Linked DNA regions of Homo sapiens: region 1 is linked to region 2. A link is a loop called in an ENCODE intact Hi-C map of the cell type or tissue named here. Cell type or tissue: mammary epithelial cell. All regions are shown on one strand. Links, peaks and the distances in the headings refer to the core of each region. The heading gives the core; the rest is flanking DNA.

Region 1 (9,807 bases), core at 828-8,827, 370 kb before region 2:
TTATGTGGCCTAAAAAATGCAGTGTCTTATAAATGTTTTATGGCCAAACACCTATGGTAATCAATGAATTTTCCTTCTACGTCTAGTTACTGCATAAAGATAATAATCTTCCAACTCAATGTACATTTATTGAACATCAGGTATATGCAGGCATATTAAGGGAATGTTTCCTCCACTGGAAATGCTATGACACTTTGCTCTTCACCTTAGCTTAAATATCAGTACCTCAGAGAGGCCTTCACTGATTCTCAAACCAGCCCTTATTTCCTTTCAAATCCCCTGGTTCTCTTTTCTTCATTGCATTTATCAAAATTTGTCATCAAATATTAATTAGTGGAATCTATTTATTTATTTATTTATTTATTTGAGACGGAGTCTCGCTCTGTCGTCCAGACTGGAGTGCAGTGGTGTGATCTCAGCTCACTGCAACTTCCACCTCCCGGGTTCAAACAATTCTACTGCTTCAGCCTTCAGAGTAGCTGGGATTACAGGCGCGTGCCACCACACCCAGCTAATTTTTTATATTTTTGGTAGAGATGGGGTTTCACCATGTTGGCCAGGCTGATCTTGAACTCCTGACCTCAAGTGATCCACCCACCTCTGCCTCCTAAAGTGTTGGGATTACAGGTGTGAGCCACTGCACCCAACCCAGGTGTAATCTTTTAAAAATGCCTATAGTTTCCAAAAGAATGAAGACGATACCTGTTAGGTTCACCATTGCACAGACAGCACCTTGCAGGGTACCTACCATATAGAAACAATCCATAAATGTTCACTGAATCACCAAATGAATGAACATTAATTTTCGTGCTTTTCTCTGCACATGTGGTAGAATATGACCACCCTATGCATAAAGCTTCCAGTCTAGAAACCCGGAAGACTAACTTTTCTGAATATAAATCTCTTGCTACGGAGAGTGAAACTGAGTGATCTAATTTGAATCAGGTAAGCACAATTAGTCCAATGAGATATGGCCAGGAGATAGGGCATCCTATTGTATAAACATGACTTTCTTAGCTCATCTTTGCACTTTGGGGAGAGGGTTTGGGGTTATTTTCTCAGAGGACTGAACTGATGGGTAAACCCAAATGGTTCTAACTACAACAAAGATTCTGGACTTATGAGAAAAAAGATAAGTCTCTACCCTCCAAAAATTTATGAGATAGTAGGAGGTAATAAGACAAATACCAAATAACCACATTTCAACTCAGATTATGTCACCTGGCTTAAAAGGTATATAAATAATGCAGCTGGGCGCGATGGCTCACGCCTATAATCCCAGCACTTTGGGAGGCCGAGGTGGGCGGATCACAAGCTCAGGAGTTCGAGACCAGACTGACCAACATGGTGAAACCCCCATCTCTACTAAAAATACAAAAATTAGCCAGGCTTGGTGGTGGGCACCTGTAATCCCAGCTACTCAGGAAGCTGAGGCAGGAGAATTGCTTGAACCCAGGAGGCAGACATTGCAGTGAGCCAAGATCGCACCACCGCACTGCAGCCTGGGTGACAGAGTGAGACTCTGTCTCAAAAAAAAAAAAAAAAGATATAAATCACGTTTTGGGATAGAGAGGAAATAAAGAAAACACCGTGCTGTGCTTATAAAGTCAGCATAGGAAAATATATACAGAACCTTGTTTTATCTTTGATAAAAAGAGAGTGACATTGAAACACTATTTCTATTGAAAATATTGTTTCCTAACAGCTACAAATGACTTAAATGAAAGTAGGTTTGTTTCAAAAACAAATGACATCTTATCTCAATTTTTAAAAATCAAATGGTGACATTGTTGATAATGGTAGTACAAAGAGGACCCTAAAAATAATTGTTTTTATTTTCTGTGTGGGAAGATAACTGTGCTATACTTCCCATGTTGAAAGGGATCTGCTTATTTTCAAAATATAAACTTAAGAATTAGTCTAGATGACATTGAACAATGTGAATTCAATTATTCTCTACAGAAAAAATCAATAGGAAAATGTGAGCTTTTATTAATTAGAAAGATAATTATTCGTCTGTAATTTGAACTAATCTGTATCTTGAAGGATTAAATCTGATGATCTGTATAGATATGTATGTGTGTATATATATATATATATATATTTTTTTTTTTTTTTTTTTGAGACAGAGTTTTGCTCTTGTTGCCCAGGCTGGAGTGCAATGGCGTGCTTACTGCAAACTCCGCCTCCCAGCTTCAAGCGATTCTCCTACCTCAGCCTCCCCAGTAGCTGGAATTACAGGCATGTGCCACCACACCCGACTAATTTTTTGTATTTTTAGTAGAGACAGGGTTTCTCCATGTTGGTCGGGCTGGTCTCGAACTCCCGACCTCAGGTGATCCACCCGCCTTGGCCTCCCAAAGTGCTGGGATTACAGGCATGAGCTACCGCACCCGGCCAATCTGTATAATTTAAACTCTTGCTCCATAAAATTAAAGTAACTATAGTGGGAGACCTAGAGATTACCGTTGTTTGTTTAAGCCACTGTTATTTGGGTTTTTTGTTTTGCTGAGGGAAGAAGAGCCTGGGCCTGATGGAGCCCCAGGGAAATCACTACCGCTGCCGGTGTTTGCAGGTAGCAGGGAGCCAGGCCTGGGCGAGGTGTGTCTCGATGCCAGAGCTGGTAGTACAGAAGGTGGTGGGCCATCCCCGGTGCTGCTCAGCGTGGTGGATCATTTCAACCGAATCGGCAAGGTTGGAATCCAGAAATGCGTCATTGGTCTGTTTTGGGGGTCATGGCAAAAGAAAGTACTTGATGTATTGAACAGTTTTGCAGTTCCTTTTGATGAAGATGACAAAGACAATTCTATGTGGTTTTTAGACCATGATTATTTGGAAAACATGTATGGAATGTTTAAGAAAGTCAATGCCAGAGAAAGAATAGTTGGCTGGTACCACACAGGCCTGAAAATACACAAGAATGGCATTACCATCAATGAACTCATGAAAAGATACTATCCTAACTCGGTATTGATCATTATTGACGTGAATCCAAAGGACCTAGGGCTGCCCACAGAAGCATACATTTCAGTGGAAGAAATCCAAGATGATGGAACTCCAACCTTGAAAACATTTGAACATGTGACCAGTGAAATTGGAGCAGAGTAAGCTGAGGAAGTTGGAGTTGAACACTTGTTACGAGACATCAAAGACACAACACAACGGTGGGCACTCTGTCCCAGCGGATCACAAACCGGGTCCATGGTTTGAAGGGACCGAACTCCAAGCTTCTGGATATCAGGAGCTACCTGGAAAAAGTAGCCACAGGCAAGCTGCGCATCAACCACCAGATCATCTACGAGCTGCAGGACGTCTTCAACCTGCTGCCAGATGTTAGCCTGCAGGAGCCTATTAAAGCCTTTTACCTGAGGACCAATGACCAGATGGTGGTAGTGTACTTGGCCTCACTGATCCATTCTGTGGGCCTCACTGATCCATTCTGTGGTCGCCCTGCACAACCTCATCAACAACAAGATTGCCAACCAGGATGGAGACAAGAAAGAAGGGCAGGAGAAAAAAGAGAGCAAAAAGATAGAAAAGCTGACAAGGGGAAAGATAAAGATAAGGAAAAGAGTGATGTAAAGAAAGAGCAGAAAAAGTAAAACGTGTATTAAATAGCTTTTTTATGCCTGTAATCCCAACATTTTAGGAGGCCAGGGCGAGTGGATCACCCAAGGTCGGGAGCTCGAGACCAGCCTGACCAACATGGAGAAACCCCGTCTCCACTAAAAATACAAAATTCGCTGGGCATGGTGGCACATGCCTGTAATCCAGCTACCCAGGAGGCTGAGGCCAGAGAATCGCTTGAACCTGGGAGGCATAGTTTGAAGTGAGCCAAGATCACACCATTGCACTCCAGCCTGGGCAACAAGAGCGAAACTCCGTCTCAAAAAGATAAATAAATAAAATTAAAAATTAAAAGTAAAAAGTTTTCATGGTTTCAAAGTTTCATTTCCCTTATAAGGAAATTGAAAAATACTGGAAAGTTTAAAGAAGAAAAGACTTATGTGCAATCCTGCCATTAAGTAATAACTACTATTAACATTTGTATATATTTACTCAAATTTTTATATCTATATTATCATTTTTAATATCTACTTATTATGTCATCATATGGATATGATAATTTTCTCAATTACTCTCCTGTGTTTACCAATTCTTGCCCTTATAAATAATGTTGCAATGAATGCCTTTGATTATATACATCTTGGTTGAAATTTTAGCTCTCTCCATAAAAGATATTCTTATGGGCATTATAAAAGCATTAAGGCTTTTGATCAGTACTGCCAAATCACTTACTGGAAGTATTTTTCAAATTGCAACTTCACTCAATGGTCTGTGCGAATGACTGTCTCACATTAATGGTTTTTTAGATCTGTGCTAATTGTGTGTAAAAAAAAAAAGCATCCCTTTTTACTTTGCATTTTTCACTATTAGAGAAGTTGAAATATTTAAATATCTCTATTAGTCTTTTATTCTTCTGCAAAGTATCTCTTTTGTCCTTTATCTATTTTTGTGGAACTTTATATATAGTTATATGGATATATTAGACAGATATAAGTATCTTCCATATTTTTAATTTATTGTTTCAAAATTAGCAATATGCATAAGCTAACATTCAAAGCAATCAAATTTCCGTGATTCACCATTTTGCATTATTAAGATACTCCATCATTAGAGTGAAAAATGTAAATGACTTTTAGCTATCTAGATGGAAAACAATTTGTAAATACCAAGAATTGTAATTATTATATAAACACATTAGAGACAAATATGAAAACAATCCTGTACCTGGTAAATTCCTTAAACTGAATGGTAAGTAATGCAGAACTTTCTATTTACAGACCACAGAAGTATAGATTATACCACAAATGAATGCATTATAGGCCAGGCACAGCGGCTCACGCCTGTAATCCTAACACTGTGGGAGGCCGAGGAAGGCAGATTACTTGAGCCCAGGAGTTTCAGACCAGCCTAAGCAACATAGCGAGACCCTGTCTCTATTTTTTTAATAGAATAAATAAATAAATACAGTATAAAGATTGCAGAAACTAAGAATGAGGAGGCATATTTTCTTTTTTTCACTACTAAGAAAAGAGTCACTGCCTTTAGCACAGTGACTTTGGATTTCTTCCTTATGCTAGAACTAAGCAATATTCACCATTTCATTCCTCCTTCTGCTGCTTTTTCTATCTTAGCCTCTTGGGCAATTCATGCTATAGGATATTAACAGAGATAAACTGGCTACTCTTTCTCCCTTCCCTTCAGTGATATACATATTGCCATAATGCCCTAGCCAGTATCCATAAAAACTAGCAACCTAGGATACTTCCAAGCCTTGAATATACAACAATCTTTTCTACCAACTTGTTTCAGGAGTAGGCTGTAAAACTCCAACTTTAGAATGCAAATATTTCCAGGAAGCTACTGGGAAAAATCATAGCTTAACTAGCAGTATAAAAATGGTACGAAAGAAATCATTCTGAAGTTTAGATATCTGGTTCTGTCATTTATTAGCTTTGTGACCTCGGTAAACTAAGTTACATAATCTTCCTGAGCTTCAGTTTATTTATTTTCCTTATGGGATGATTGGGGAGATTGAATTAACAGAGGTGAGATATGTAGAAAAATGTACCCAGTGCCTGACACAGGAAACTTCAATATGAGGGCTTCTTTTCTTTCCCAACTGTTTTGCCAGCACTTTGGAAAGGAATAGATGCCACTAGGAGGCAGCAATGGCACACAAAGAACTAATTATCATGTGCACGTGCATGCGCAGACACACACACACACACACACACACACTCACATGCATACGCATGGGCACATACACAAAGCACACACACTCAAACCACATACACAAATCCACATGCATGCCACACATACCACATATATACTCACACTCACACAAAAGCAACAAATATTTGCACAGCAACCACATACACACCCACACACAGGCATACTGGCACACACATGCACACAGCTCAAGTTGTTTTCTTTCCTTTTCTTTCTTTCTTTTATCTTTTTAATCTTTTATTGAGAGATTAAAGCAGGGAATGATCCTCAGGTTAATAGATAGGAAATGTCACTGAGGAATAGTACTTATTATTAAGTTTGGGGCACAGGAAAGAGATCCTATATATTGAAAGATTGGTCCATGTATTAGAAACGAGAGAATTATGTTATAAACTTCTTGCAGAAATATAGCATAAGAGATACGTGAAAACATTGATTCCTTTGCATTTAGAACGCCGTCCTGCCATAAACCAAGAGAAAAAAGACGGTCATTGAGAAGCACCTTCAGGGACCAACTTGTCTTGGAAGAAGACCTCCCTAGCCATGTGCATTTATAGAGTGTATAGTTATATAGTTATATGCATTTGTAGAGTTACAGTTATATAGTATAGAGTTCATTTAGTCTATGATTGCTAGGTGAGTAATATTACTTTGGGAAGATTCAGTTCAACTGTGCAAAAATAGAGGATGGGCGGGGCGCAGTGGCTCACGCCTGTAATCTCAGCACTTTGGGAGGCCGAGGCGGGCGGATCGTGAGGTCAGGAGATCAAGACCATCCTGGCTAACACGGTGAAACCCCGTCTCTACTAAAAATACAAAAAATTAGCTGGGCGTGGTGGCGGGCACCTGTAGTCCCAGCTACTCGGGAGGCTGAGGCAGGAGAATGGCGTGAACCCGGGAGGCGGAGCTTGCAGTGAGCCGAGATTGCGCCACTGCATTCCAGCCTGGGAGACAGAGCGAGACTCCATCTCAAAAAAAAAAAAAAAAAAGGAGGATGATAACCAGCTCCTTATGGTTGTGGTTCTTTCTTCACTAGGCTACCTGTGGCGGTTAGTACTTCCTGTACCATCTCCAGTAGGGGGAGATCACCGCAAACTATGGCTAGGGAGGGTACGGCACAACTGTGATGACAGGCAACCTGGTGATCAAAGCATTTAAGAAGAAAAACACTTGAAAAAGGGAATCTACTTATGGCACAAAATAGACCACATAATCACTAAATAGAGGGGCTGCAATTGGGCAGTTTCTACCGATGGACTCCTCAAATCCAAATTGCCTCTTCCAATTACAAAAATAGCAGATTTTTATTTCTGTGAAAATACGATTAAATGAGAGGAATCAGGACTATCGTCTAAGCTCTAAAGTCTGCTCTGATTATTTTTCAGTGATCCAAACCTATCCAGCCCCCTAAAATGCCTTCCAGTGAACAAAATGGCACAAAACACAACCTTCAACAAACTTGCCATATCCCAGGAGCTTCTTTGTAGAATAGGCTGGGGAAGGGAGGAGTGTTGGAAAAGTGCTAAGGGTTTAAAACAGAAGTGCTGAGGTGTCAAAGTTAGGCATGCTGACTATCTGGTGCTATCAAAATGCAGACCTAATTATTGTGTATATGAGTAGTGCATGTGTACATAAATATGTGTATGTATTTCCTAGCTCTGTCTGTTGAAGAAGACCTAGAAGCAGTGATGCCTCTGTATCAATGAGCACTACACCCAGACACAATGCAGACCTTGATTTCTTTTTTTTTTTTTAAGACGGAGTCTCACTCTGTCACCCAGGTTGGAGTGCAGTGGTGAAATCTCGGCTCACTGCAAGCTCCGCCTCCCGGTTCACATCATTCTTCTGCCTCGGCCTCCAGAGTAGCTGGGACTACAGGCGCCCGCCACCGCGCCCGCCACCATGCCCGGCTAATTTTTTGTATTTTTAGTAGAGACGGGGTTTCATCGTGTTAGCTAAGATGGTCTCGATCTTCTGACCTCGTGATCTACCCACCTCAGCCTCCCAAAGTGCTAGGATTACAAGCGTGAGCCACCACGCCCGGCCCAGACCTTCATTTCTAAACACCGTTATCTTCAGTTCATTGGGGAAATGGCTGAGGTTTAGAAAGCTGAGGTTTACAAATTATGACAAGCTTGGAGTATTGTGTTTTAACCAAAAGCATGGTGGTGCACACCTGTTGTCCCAGCTACTGGGGAGGCTGAGGCAGGAGAATTGCTTGAAGCCAGGAGGCAGAGGCTGCAGTGAACCGAGATCGTGCCACTGCACTCCAGCCTGGCTACAGAGTGAGACTCCGCCTCAAAAAAAAAAAAAAAAAAAAGAAGTGGTGGAGCAAGATGGCCACATAGAGACCTCCAGTGATCATCCCCCTCACAGGAACACCAAATAGAACAACCATCCATGCAAAAAAGCACCGTCATAACCAAAAATCCCTGTACCTGGCTTTAAAATTATATCAAGGAAAGGGGCATTGAAGAGGCTGGGAAAGACAATCTCGAGTTGTCGACACCACCCCTCGCTCTTCCCCATCAGTGGCCATGTGGTGCAGAGGGAGAATCTGTGTGCTTGGGGGAGGGAGTGTGAACTGTTTGTTGGACTTTGCATTGGAATTCAGTGCTGTCTGTCACAGCAGAAAGCCACACAGGGCAGAATTCACCTAGTAACCACGAGGGAGCATTTAGACCAGCCCTAGCTGGAAAAGAATCATCCATCCCAGCAGCCAGACAGAACTTGAGTTCCAACTAGCCCCACTACCATGGGGTAAAGTGCTCTGGGGTCCTAAATAAACTTGAAAGGTGGTCTAGGCCACAAGGACTGAAATTCCTAGGCAAGTCCTAGTGCTGTGCTGAGCTGGAGCCAGTGGTCTTTTTGTGCACACAACCTGTGAGACACCAGCTGGGGTGGCCAAGGGTGTGCTTGTGTTACCCCTCCCACGACCTCAGGCAGCACAGCTTGCAGCTCCAGGAGAGACTACTTCCTTCTGCCTGGGGAGAGGAGAGAGGAGGGTAAAGAGAACTTTGTCTTGCAACTTGCATTCCAGCTCAGTCACAGTAGAATAGGGCACCAGGCTGAATCCTGAGGCCCCCGTTCCAGGCCCTGTCTGCTGGACAACGTTTCTTGACACACTCTAGCCACTGTCTTAAAGAGAAGTACCGGTTCAGGCAGGATTCATTACCGGATGATCCAAGAGTCCTCGGACTTGAATTAACACCACCAGTTGCCAGGCAGTACTCACCACAAGACTTGAGTGAGATCCCGCGCCATGCCGACTTCAGGTGTGACCCAGCACATTTCCAGCTGTGGTGGTCACAGGGAGAGACTCCTTCTACTTGAGGAAAGGAGAGGAAAGAGTAAAGGGGCTTTGTCTTGCAGCTTGGGTACCAAGTCGGCCATAGTGGGATAGAGCACAAAGCAGGATCCTGGGGTCCCTGATTCCAGGCCTTGGCCCCTGAGTGGCATTTCTGGACTTGCTCTGAGCCAGAGGGGAGCACAGTGCCCAGTGCATGAAGGAAGAGACTGAAGCCTGGCAGCCTTCACCACAAGCTGACTGAAGAGCTCTTGGGCCTTGAGTGAACATCACTGGTAGCCAGGCAGTGATCACTGCAGGCCTGGGATTGTGGTGACTAGGGGGAGAGACTCCTTCTCCTTGAGGGAAGAAGATGGAAGAGTAGGAAGGACTTCATCTTGCGGTTTAGGTGCCAGCTCAGGCGCAGTGGAAAGAGCACCAGGTAGATTCCTAACGTTCCCAAGTCCAGGCCCTGCCCAGACAGCATTTCTGGACCTGCCCTGGGCTTAGGGAGAGCTCACCACCCTGAAGGGAGGGACACAAGCCTGGCTGGATTCGCCACCTGTTGACTAAAGAGCCTTTAGGCCTTGAGTGAACAACAGACGGTAGCCAGGCAAGACCCAGTGCCGTGCTGGCTTCAGGTCTGACCTAGTACAGTCCCAGTTGTTGAGGCCACAAGGCTGCTTGTGTCACCCAGCTCCAAGCAGTTCAGCATGGAGAAAGAG
Region 2 (9,807 bases), core at 627-8,626:
GCTGGGATTACAGGTGCGCGCCACCACGCCCAGCTAATTTTTGTATTTTTAGTAGAGACAGGGTTTCACCATGTTGGCCAGGCTAGTCTCAAACTCCTGACCTCAGATTATCTGCCCACCTCGGCCTCCCGAAGTGCTGGGATTACAGGCATGAACACTGTGCCTGGCCAGCTTGATAAATTTTTATGCAGAATGGTTTTATTTTATTATTATTTGGAAGGGAATAGTGGCCCTTCTCTCTGATTTCTGGTTATATACCTATAACTGTAGCAGCTATTTCATCCTGTTAGCTTTTTTTTTAAAAAGATATTTTTTAGAGCCATTGTTTTAGGGTTATAGGAAAATGGAGTGGAAAGTACAGTGTTCCCTTATACCTGCCCCTCTCCTCAACAGTCTCCCCTCTTATTAACATCTTGCATTAATTAGTGTGGTACATTTCTTACAACTGATGCAATATTATTAACAAAAGTCCATGGTCTACATTAGGGTTCGGTCTTGGTAGTGTATAGTCTGTGGGTTTGGACAAATGTGTCATGGCCCGTATCCACCTTTATAGTATCATACAGAGGATCTTCACTGCCCTAAAAATCCTCTGTGCTCCATCTTGTTCTTCCCTCCCTCCCATCAGCCCCTGATCCTTCTATTGCCTCCATAGTTTTTCCTTTTCTGGAATGTCATATAGTTGAAGTCATGCAGTATGTAGCCTGTTCAGATTGGCTTCTTTCACTTAGTAATATGCACTTTAGTTTCCTCCATGCCTTTTCTTGACTTGATAGTTCATTTCTTTTTAGTGCTAAATCATATTCCATCATCTGGGTATACCATGGTTTATCCATTCACCTATTCAAGGGTATCTTGGTTGCTTCCAAGTCCTGTGCTCTTTTAAGATTTCAGTTTTTGACCCTTGATGTGACAAGATGGGAAGGGCCACAAAATATCTCATTCTTTTTCTCCTGTTGACTTAGTCTGAATACTCCAGACTGTGCTGACCTGTGTGGTTCAGTCTAGGAGCCATAGGCTCTGTGAGGCTGTTGAACAGTTGAAATGCGGCTGGTCCAAATGGAGATGTTTGTACTGTCTGTGCAGAGGTACGTTGGATTTCAGACTTAGTATAAACAAAAGAGTTTAAAGTATCATTAATTTCTTACATCAGTTATGTATAGAAATGATAATTTATATCTTGGATTATATAAAACATTTAAAAATTGTTGTACTTGTTTCTTCTTTCCTTCCTTCCTTCCTTCCTTCCTTCCTTCCTTCCTTCCTTCCTTCCTTCCTCCTTTCTTTCTCTCTCTCTTTCTTTCTTCCTCTCTTCCTTCCTTTCTTCCTTTTCTTCCTTTCTTCCTTCTTTCTTTCTCTTTCTTTCTTTCGAGACAGAGTCTCGCTCTGTTGCCCAGGTTGGAGTGCAGTGGGGCCATCTCGGCTCTGTGCAGGCTCTGCCTCCCGGGTTCAAGGGATTCTCCTGCCTCAGCCTCCCGAGTAGCTAGAATTACATTTGCCCACCACTACACCTGGCTAATTTCTGTATTTTTAGTAAAGATGAGGTTTCACCATGTTGGTCAGGCTGGTCTCAAACTCCTGACCTCAGGTGATCCACCTGCCTCGAACTCCCAGAGTGCTGGGATTATAGGTATGAGCCACTGTGCCCAGCCTCTTTTTAATTGTTTAATGAGACTACTAGAAAACTGTAAATTACCTACAGCTCACATAATGTTTCTGTTGGGTGGTGCTTCTGGGAAAAAGAGGAATGCGTGGCTTTTGTCCATGGTGCCTCTTTAAGGATGTTATTCAGCTGATGTTTCTCAGGTACCTGCTATGTGCCAAGCACTGTTGAAGCACTTCAGATAATTCAGTGATTGAAAGAAACAAAACCCATGACTTTGTGGGTTTTAGTACATTAGATTTGGATATTATCAAATTATTTTGGCACTTTTTCTCCACAGTAGCACTACTGTTTTTAAAAGACCAGTGCCAGCCGGGTGCAGTGGCTCATGCCTGTAATCCCAGCATTTTGGGAGGCTGAGGTGGGTGGATCACGAGGTCGGGAGTTCAAGACCAGCCTGGCCAAGATGGTGAAACCCCATCTCTACTAAAAATACAAAAATTAGCCGGACGCAGTGGCAGGCACCTGTAGTCCCAGCTACTCAGGAGGCTGAGGCAGGAGAATCGCTTGAACCCGGTTGGCAGAGGTTGCACTGAGCCAAGATCACGCCACTGCACTCCAGCCTGGGTGATAGAGTAAGACTCCGTGTCAAAACAACAATCACCACCACCACCACCACAACAAGAAACACACACCAGTGGCCCAGGAAAGACAAAGGAGGCTTTAGGATATGTCCCGGTTCTCATTCTGGTCCCAACACTTATTATGGATGTAACTTTTGGCAGTTCCTTACCCGTTAAGCCTTGGTTTCCTAACCGTAAAATGGGACTAAGTAATTCCTCTCATAGAGTGCTGCTTGTGCAACATGGGGTCAGAATGAGTACTCAGGAAGTGATTCCCACTCAGCCCGCATCCCTTCCTGGAGCACTGCAGTTTTGGGATTCTTGTCTCCAGCCCAGCTCTTACAGCCCCTGAGAGCATGCTGAGCAGGGGAAAGCTGCTCTAAAGTTCAATTTGCATTGTACCTTCTCCATTTACATTTCTTGACCTTTTGCTTTCTCATCCAGCAATCCCCAGCAGGGTGTCTGTGTTCTAAGGCACCCACCTAGCCTCTTTCTGAATTTTAATCCCAGCTCTGGCTAAAAGCCTGAAAGCAAAATATGAATCGTAGCTCCACAATTATAACGTGGGACTTTCTTTATAAAATGAAGTTGCTCTAGCAGAAAGCCAGGGCTACAAATCAGTAGCGGCTTCAGGATGCATGGCCTCTTTCTGGCATAGGAGGCCCCTTTTTCTTCTCAGTCGCGGTGTTTCTTCCAACATCTATGCATGTTGAAGTCTGGAGAAGGCTGATGCTGAGAGATATGTACTAATGAAATGCACAGGTGTTATCTTTTTCTGTTCCAAGTCCCTGTGTGCCCTCCTGTCTTGGTGGGTGGCATGGCAGGACATAGAAACACTTGGAACCTGTTTACTATTTTCCAAAAAGGCCTTGCCTGTAGCCCATTGATCTACCCACTATGTATATTCATTTTAATGCTGTTTTTGAGTCCGTTGACTACCCCGGGAAATCAAAGTTGACTACCACAGCCCTAGTCCTCAAGTGTCTTGCCTGCAATGAGGTTACCTGGCCTATTAGAATTAAGGACTAAAATGCAGGAGCTGGGGTCACACCTGCCAGCTGTTTGTGAGCCCTGAAGATGTTGGGGATTTAAATTTTAGATAGATCATTGTAGCTGCAAGGGGTAGGACGGATAGGTGGGGTATCCAGAGTCCTTGGATACCTTGTCTTCCTGGACCCTCTCTCAGCACCCTTGGGCTAAGATGCACTCTTGAACACATTTCCTCTATGGCCCCTTTCAGATCTGCTGATGATACCTGGATTCCTTCTTTCAGAGTGACCCAGCCCCATCCCAGGGAACGGGCAGATGGGCTCTGTTGCCCATCTCAAAGTTCCCTTACTTTTTTTCTTTTGAGGTTTTATCAGTCCAGAAGTGGAAAGAAGATGGATGCCATTAGCTTTAGAAATATTTTTTATGTTTTAGGGAGAAAGAAGCAGAGAATATACTTTTAGATGAGCACACTTTAAAATACCAGTAAGACAGACTTGTTGGAAGACAGGCATTGTGAAGAACTGTTGTTGTTTTTTGGTTTTTTTTTTTTTTTTTTTTTTGCAACAGCTTTCCCCACTTTGGGAAATGAGAACTTATGCCCTCCTGAATGTTGTATTTGATGGGACTTAGATCCATGGGGGAATTTTATTTTATTTTTTAGGAAAAGGTAACCTACTAAGTATAGTTATATCCTTCTAGCATGAAATATAATCATTTATTAGACCAGAACTGTTTGTTAATTCAGCAGTGTGTCTTGAAAAAGAGCCACCCTCAAATTTAAAGTAGAAATAGATTCTTCATTCTACACCTTTTTGACATCAGATTTGCTTTCCTGGTCTCAGTGCAGGTGCCCCTACTGTTTGGTGTTTGGGACACAGCCTCCGAGTAAGTCCAAGGAGAGCTTGGGGTTAGGCAGTATAGGCCATGAGCCCCTTGCCAGCCTCCCAGGGACTTTGAGAGGAGCTGTTTGGGGCAAGATGCTTAATGAAAGGATGTTTTGTAATTTAGAGAGAAAAAAGAAATTTATCCCATAGATAACTAAACCCTCAATGGGAATATTAGAAAATACAATTGTCACATTATGTAATATTTGTACATTTTCCACTGCAAGTAAGAATGCGTCCTTTCCTTAATTTTAAAATATGGAAAAGGTCGACCTTTCTGCTACCGTAAGGAAAATCAAGGGAAAGGGAGGTTTTATACATGATATGGGGAACTTGGTATAATTATTTAGCTCAGTATGAAATTCTGCCACAGGAATATAAGGTAATTAATTTCTCTAAGTATGAAATGCAATCTTGAAAAACTAGGAAACAGGTGCCGAGGTGACAAGATAGGAAGAGAAGCTGAGTGTTGTGCAGTGGCACCGAACAACTTCTGGAACATTCCAGAGCGTGGCTTTGTAGCTGGAGAGAGCCTCCTGGCTTCTGTGTGGCGACCGAGACTGACCCCTGCTGGCAGATTGTTGCTAAGCCGTGGCTGTTAATGAAGCAGGGCAATAAGGCCCTTAAGCAGGAGATCCTGCCAGGCCACAGGCAGGTCTGTCTCCGAGGCTATGCCTTGTACCAGCCCTTGATGCTGTTGCCTGAATTCCCAGTGGGAAGAAAAATGGACCCAGCAGTTTTTAGTGTTTTGGTCTCAGTTTCCACCATCTCTCCCCTTTCCCAGTCTGGGATGTCAGTGTTTGCTCTCTCCTCCCTACCCTCTGTTACCTCAAGATTTCATGGAAATAAAAAGCCCTGCTAACATCACAAAGAGGCTGAAAATTCCAGATCCACCTCGGAGCCAGACACTTGAGAAATTTGATGCCAAGGTAACCTGCGTTTGGGAAAACATCCTTATTAGGTTTATTTAAGAACGATTTGAAAAATTCCTATAAGTGAAAATCAGATGGGAAGAAGTCCAAAAATCTGATTCATGCCATGACTGTGATACAACCAAGATCTTCGTGAGCCAGTGGATGGGGAAGAGAGATAATGTACAATATTTCTATGTGTTTCCTGGAAAAATTCTTAAACGGATTATAAAAAGCACTAAGTGTAAAGGAAAATGTTAATACATTGGACTGCATTAAATAATAGACCAGCAGAGGTCTGGCGTGGTGACTCATGCCTGTAATCCCAGAACTTTGGGAGGCTGAGGCAGGCAGATCACTTGAGGTCAGTAGTTCGAGACTGGCCTGGCCAACACGATGAAACCCCATCTCTAGTAAAATTATAAAATTAGCTGGGCATGGTGGCACACACCTGTAATCCCAGCTGCTAGGGAGGCTGAAGCATGAGAATCACTTGAACCCCAAAGGCAGAGGTTGCAGTGAGCTGAGATGGCACCACTGCACTCCAGCCTAGACGACAGAATAAGACTCTGTCTCAAAAAACCCCCAAAAAATAGATGTGCAGAGTCTTTATTTGTGGTAGAGGTTAGTGTTTTCCCCACTACATTTTCCACCAGCTTGTTCTGGGAGCTGCTTTTGGGTGCTGGTGAGGAGTAATTCGTGGTTTAGGAAGCTTGAGTGCGGGTGCTGGGTCCTCTGCTTGTTGCTCAGCAGGGTACTGGAGGCCAGGAAGGCTGGCGCTGCAGAAATCTGTCTTCAGTGCACTTACTGCTGTTGCCATGGACAGCTCATTCGTATAGCTGGTGTGGAGCTAATGAAGTAGGGATGTTTTTAAAATGAAATTTTAAAAATGGGGTTTGAGAAGTACATAAACAGTTCATTGTGGCATAAAATGACATTATAATCATTTAATTTTGAGATGATTTAAAAATCATTTCCTCATGTTCCATGTTCTACAGCTTACCAGTCAGGAAAAAGGATAATTTTGTGGGACTCAATGAAGTGATGAAATTGAGAACAAAGCCTTTCATCTTTGGACTTACACTTCCATGTTCCTAAAAGAGTTAGGCAGGGATATGTAGGTAAATCAAAGACTGGAAACGTAGGGTCTTTGGAAACTTTTTTCTGGGTCATCTTTTTAGTCTTAAAGCTAAGCCTTCAGTTGCCAAGCAGTGGTTTTTTTAATGAATGAGGCTGGTCAATAGGATATCTATATTTTAAAAACCTCAACCACAAGTAACACCCTACACAAAAACCAATTACAGATAGATAGTAGACCTAATTGTAAAACAATAAATGTTCTAGAAAATGACAGAGAACATGTTTATGAAGTTGAGGTACAAAATAATTTTGTAAACAGGATCTAAATAGAACTAACCCTAAAGGAAAAGATTAATCAGGCATTTTTGTTAATTGAAACATCAAAGAATGAAAGGTAGACTGGTATTGGGGGAAGATATTTGCTACACTTATACCTGTTAAAGGGCTTGTGTCCTGAATTTAAAAAAAAGGTCAGGTGCGGTGGCTCACACCTGTAATCCCAGCACTTTGGAGGCCGAGGCAGGCGGGGATCGCCTGAGGTCAGGCGTTCAAGACAGCCTGGCCAACATGGTGAAACTCTGTCTCTACTAAAAATACAAAAATTAGCCAGGCATGGTGGCAGGCACCTGTAATCCCAGCTACCTGGGAGGCTGAGACAGGAGAATCGCTTGAACCCAGGAGGTGGAGGTTGCAGTGAGCTGAGACCATGCCACTGCACTCCAGCCTGAGCAAGAAGAGTGAAACTCCATCTCAAAAAAAAAGAAAACCTCCTCCTACAGATCAGTAAGAAAGACAATCCAGTAGAAAAATGGGGAGGAGATTTGTAAACTTCATGAAAGAGGATATAAAAATGGACAATAAACATAAAGTGTTCAACCTGGGTCATCAGGGGAATGCAAATTAAAACTGCAATGGGATGTCACCAGCAGTCGTAAGAAAGAATAAAATGAAAAAGACCACAGTACTAAGTGTTGGTGAGGACATGCTCCTGGTATGCAAATTGCTATAACCACTTTAGAAAACTGTCAGTATTGACTAAAGCTGAATACACACTCCTGTCAGACAGCAATTCTTCTCGTAGGTGGATCCCCAAAAGAAACATGCATGTGTACCCCAAAAGTCATGCCCAAAATGTTCACAGAAGTATTATTCATAATTGCCTTAACCTGGAAACAACTCAGATGTTCCTCACATGTAGAATGGATTTTTTTGTATAATCCTATCATGGGGTACTGTGCAGCCCTGAATGAAAAACCTGTTATGTGCAACAAAAGTGTGATGTCTTGCAGACATAACACTGAGAGAAAGAACCCAGGCACAGAATTGTTTTCTGTATATAAAACTCAAAAAGAGGCAACACTCATCTCTAGTGCCTAGGGGTCAAGGTAACCACATCTTGCTGGGGAGAAGAGTGACTAGAACAGGCACAAGGGGACTTCTGGGGCTCTCGTTCCATTCTGACGATGGACGGGTTTGTGGATACACAGGCGAGATTATGTTGTGAGAATCCATCAGGCTGCATATTATGACTTGTGCATGTAAAACATGTATGCTACACCTATTAAAACGTGTTTGTTTTAGAAATGCCTTCAGTATGTACAGCTATGATAGATCAACAGAAAAAATAAAACACTTTAAAATTTCTTTAAAAATTTTTAAAAAGCAGTGCCTTCAAACACCCAGGCTATTGTGCAGCGTGTTGCTACTGTCTGTGATGCCTGCGAGGCATGGGTGAGAGGAGGAGGCGGTGCCAGTGAGTAGAGTGAGATCGTGATATTGCTAAATCACTTTCTTAGGGTGTGAAAGACTCTGCTTTAGCTCTTTTTCGGGCTTTTCTGCCATGCCTTACTAGTTTTGGCAGTTTTCCTATTAAAATTATATGTAATGTCTTGATATAACTGTGCTCGTCTGGAGCTGTGTATTTAAATAGCTGTAAACTTCTCAACCCAAATTGTGGGAATTAAATTTCCATTAGCAGATTGGCAGCATAATCTGGTGGGATGTTCTCTGGGCCCAAAGCCAAGAGCCCTGGGTTCTAGTTACAGCTTCTAGTCCTGACCTGGAGCATGTCACTCAGCCATCCTCCGTGGGTACCTCCTCCTGAAAATAATATTAAATCTACATATGGAAATCACATCCACCCACCTCTAAGGTTGCTGTGAAGGTAAGGGAAGGTAATATCTGTGAGCACTGTTTGCAAATTGCAACTGCAGAGTCATAAATCTGTTTGCATAAACCACACATTCCAGAGGGGTTCTAATCGTGTTTACATATACTTCTTAAATTTCGTACTAAATGTCTGTAGATATGAAGATGTGAAAACAAAAGCTCAGTGAGAAAGTAACCAACAGAATGGAGGAATTCTGGAGAAGTCCTAACATGTAGTGTTTTCCCATTCCTAATCCCTATCATCTTGTGGCATTGCGTGTACTTATTTCTGTGTTTTCACATTATTAACTGACCATTTTGGATGGTTGAATATACAGGAGAGGTGCTGGTTCAGGAAATAATTGTTTTTTTTTAATCCATATTTCAAAAGTAATTCTTGTCGGTATATACAAATATGTTTAAGTTTTATTATTTGCCTTTTAACAAATTACAACATGCCACATTAGGAATAAGTTTGACACACCTTAATCATTTTAAGTCTTATTATCACTAAAATTTGCAGCATTCTCCTTCATGGAAGAAAAAGTTAATTTGGTGGAACCTTTAGTCAAATTAATTGGTCAGAAGAAATACTGTATACTTAACTGAAAGAGGGAAAAAAACCCCATGTTTTAATGAACTTAAATTTAATTGAACAACCTTCCTCAATCAATGTTTTAGAAATTGTTTTTCTCAGGAAACAAACTATTGACCTAGGCAAGTGGTTTAAAAACTTTTGTTTGACGGTAGACATATACTTTTGCAAATAAAACCTTCCACGGAACCTGAGTCCGTAGAGCAGATAAAAGACCACTCTGAAGCAGGGGTAGGAGTGGAGAAGGTAGAAAAATGGGTGGTAGATCTTACCACTGAGTGTTTTGCTTTTGAAATACGAAGCCTGTTGGATGCCATGGAAAGCCAGATAACTATTACTCTGTATGATAGTGCAGGGAACGTTCTGTGTGTGGTTGTGTTATGTTGACATTCCATCCAGTGTGCCACTCCGTATAATTCCGTCTGACGTGCCACTCCATATAATTGGGATGCTGTCTGTTCACTTAGCTGATAGAGGTGGGATTCAGAGACTGTGGTGTCTGTGATGCTGTGATCCTAGACATGGTAAGTGCGTAATACCTCTAGATGCTGATAGATTAAGCTATGATTGAATTTATAGTTTCCAGAATGAATATTGTACTTTGAGAGGCTATAAAGAATATCAGGCTGGGCATGGTGGCGCACGCCTGTAATCCCAGCACTTTGGGAGACAGAGGTGGGCGGATCACCTGAGGTCAGGAGTTCGAGACCAGCCTGCCCAACATGGCAAAACCCCATCTCTACTAAAAGTACAAAAATTAGCCAGGCGTGGTGGTGGGCACCTGTAATCCCAGCTACTCAGGAGGCTGAGGCAGGAGAATAGCTTGAACCCGGGAGCAAGAGGTTACAGTGAACCAAGATTGCACCATGACACTCCAGTCTGGGCCACAGAGCAAGGCTCCATCTCAGGGGGAGGAAAAAAAAAAGAATATCAGTAACTGAGAAAATACGCAAGATGAACCACCTTTCCAGAA

The links. Peaks named below come from ENCODE experiments on the same cell type or tissue, not always from the same donor. Only the 100,000 strongest peaks of a DNase experiment are listed, where the experiment ranks them.
Region 1: it touches region 2 in a loop (13-fold over the local background); 26 of 110 quality-filtered maps call a loop at or near these places.

Annotation. Positions count from the first base shown.
Region 1 is chr17:66,195,082-66,204,888 of GRCh38, forward strand. It overlaps the pseudogene PSMD7P1. Among named protein-coding and RNA genes, the nearest start is that of CEP112, 7.9 kb to the left of the region's middle. In mammary epithelial cell, for the core only: a CTCF peak has its summit at 5,718 (motif pointing right); a DNase peak (open chromatin) is centred at 5,760.
Region 2 is chr17:66,562,727-66,572,533 of GRCh38, forward strand. The region is part of intron 3 of PRKCA (protein kinase C alpha); the gene reads left to right. Among named protein-coding and RNA genes, the nearest start is that of PRKCA-AS1, 150 kb to the left of the region's middle. In mammary epithelial cell, for the core only: a CTCF peak has its summit at 4,666 (motif pointing left); DNase peaks (open chromatin) are centred at 4,685 and 5,075; H3K27ac peaks cover 572 bases.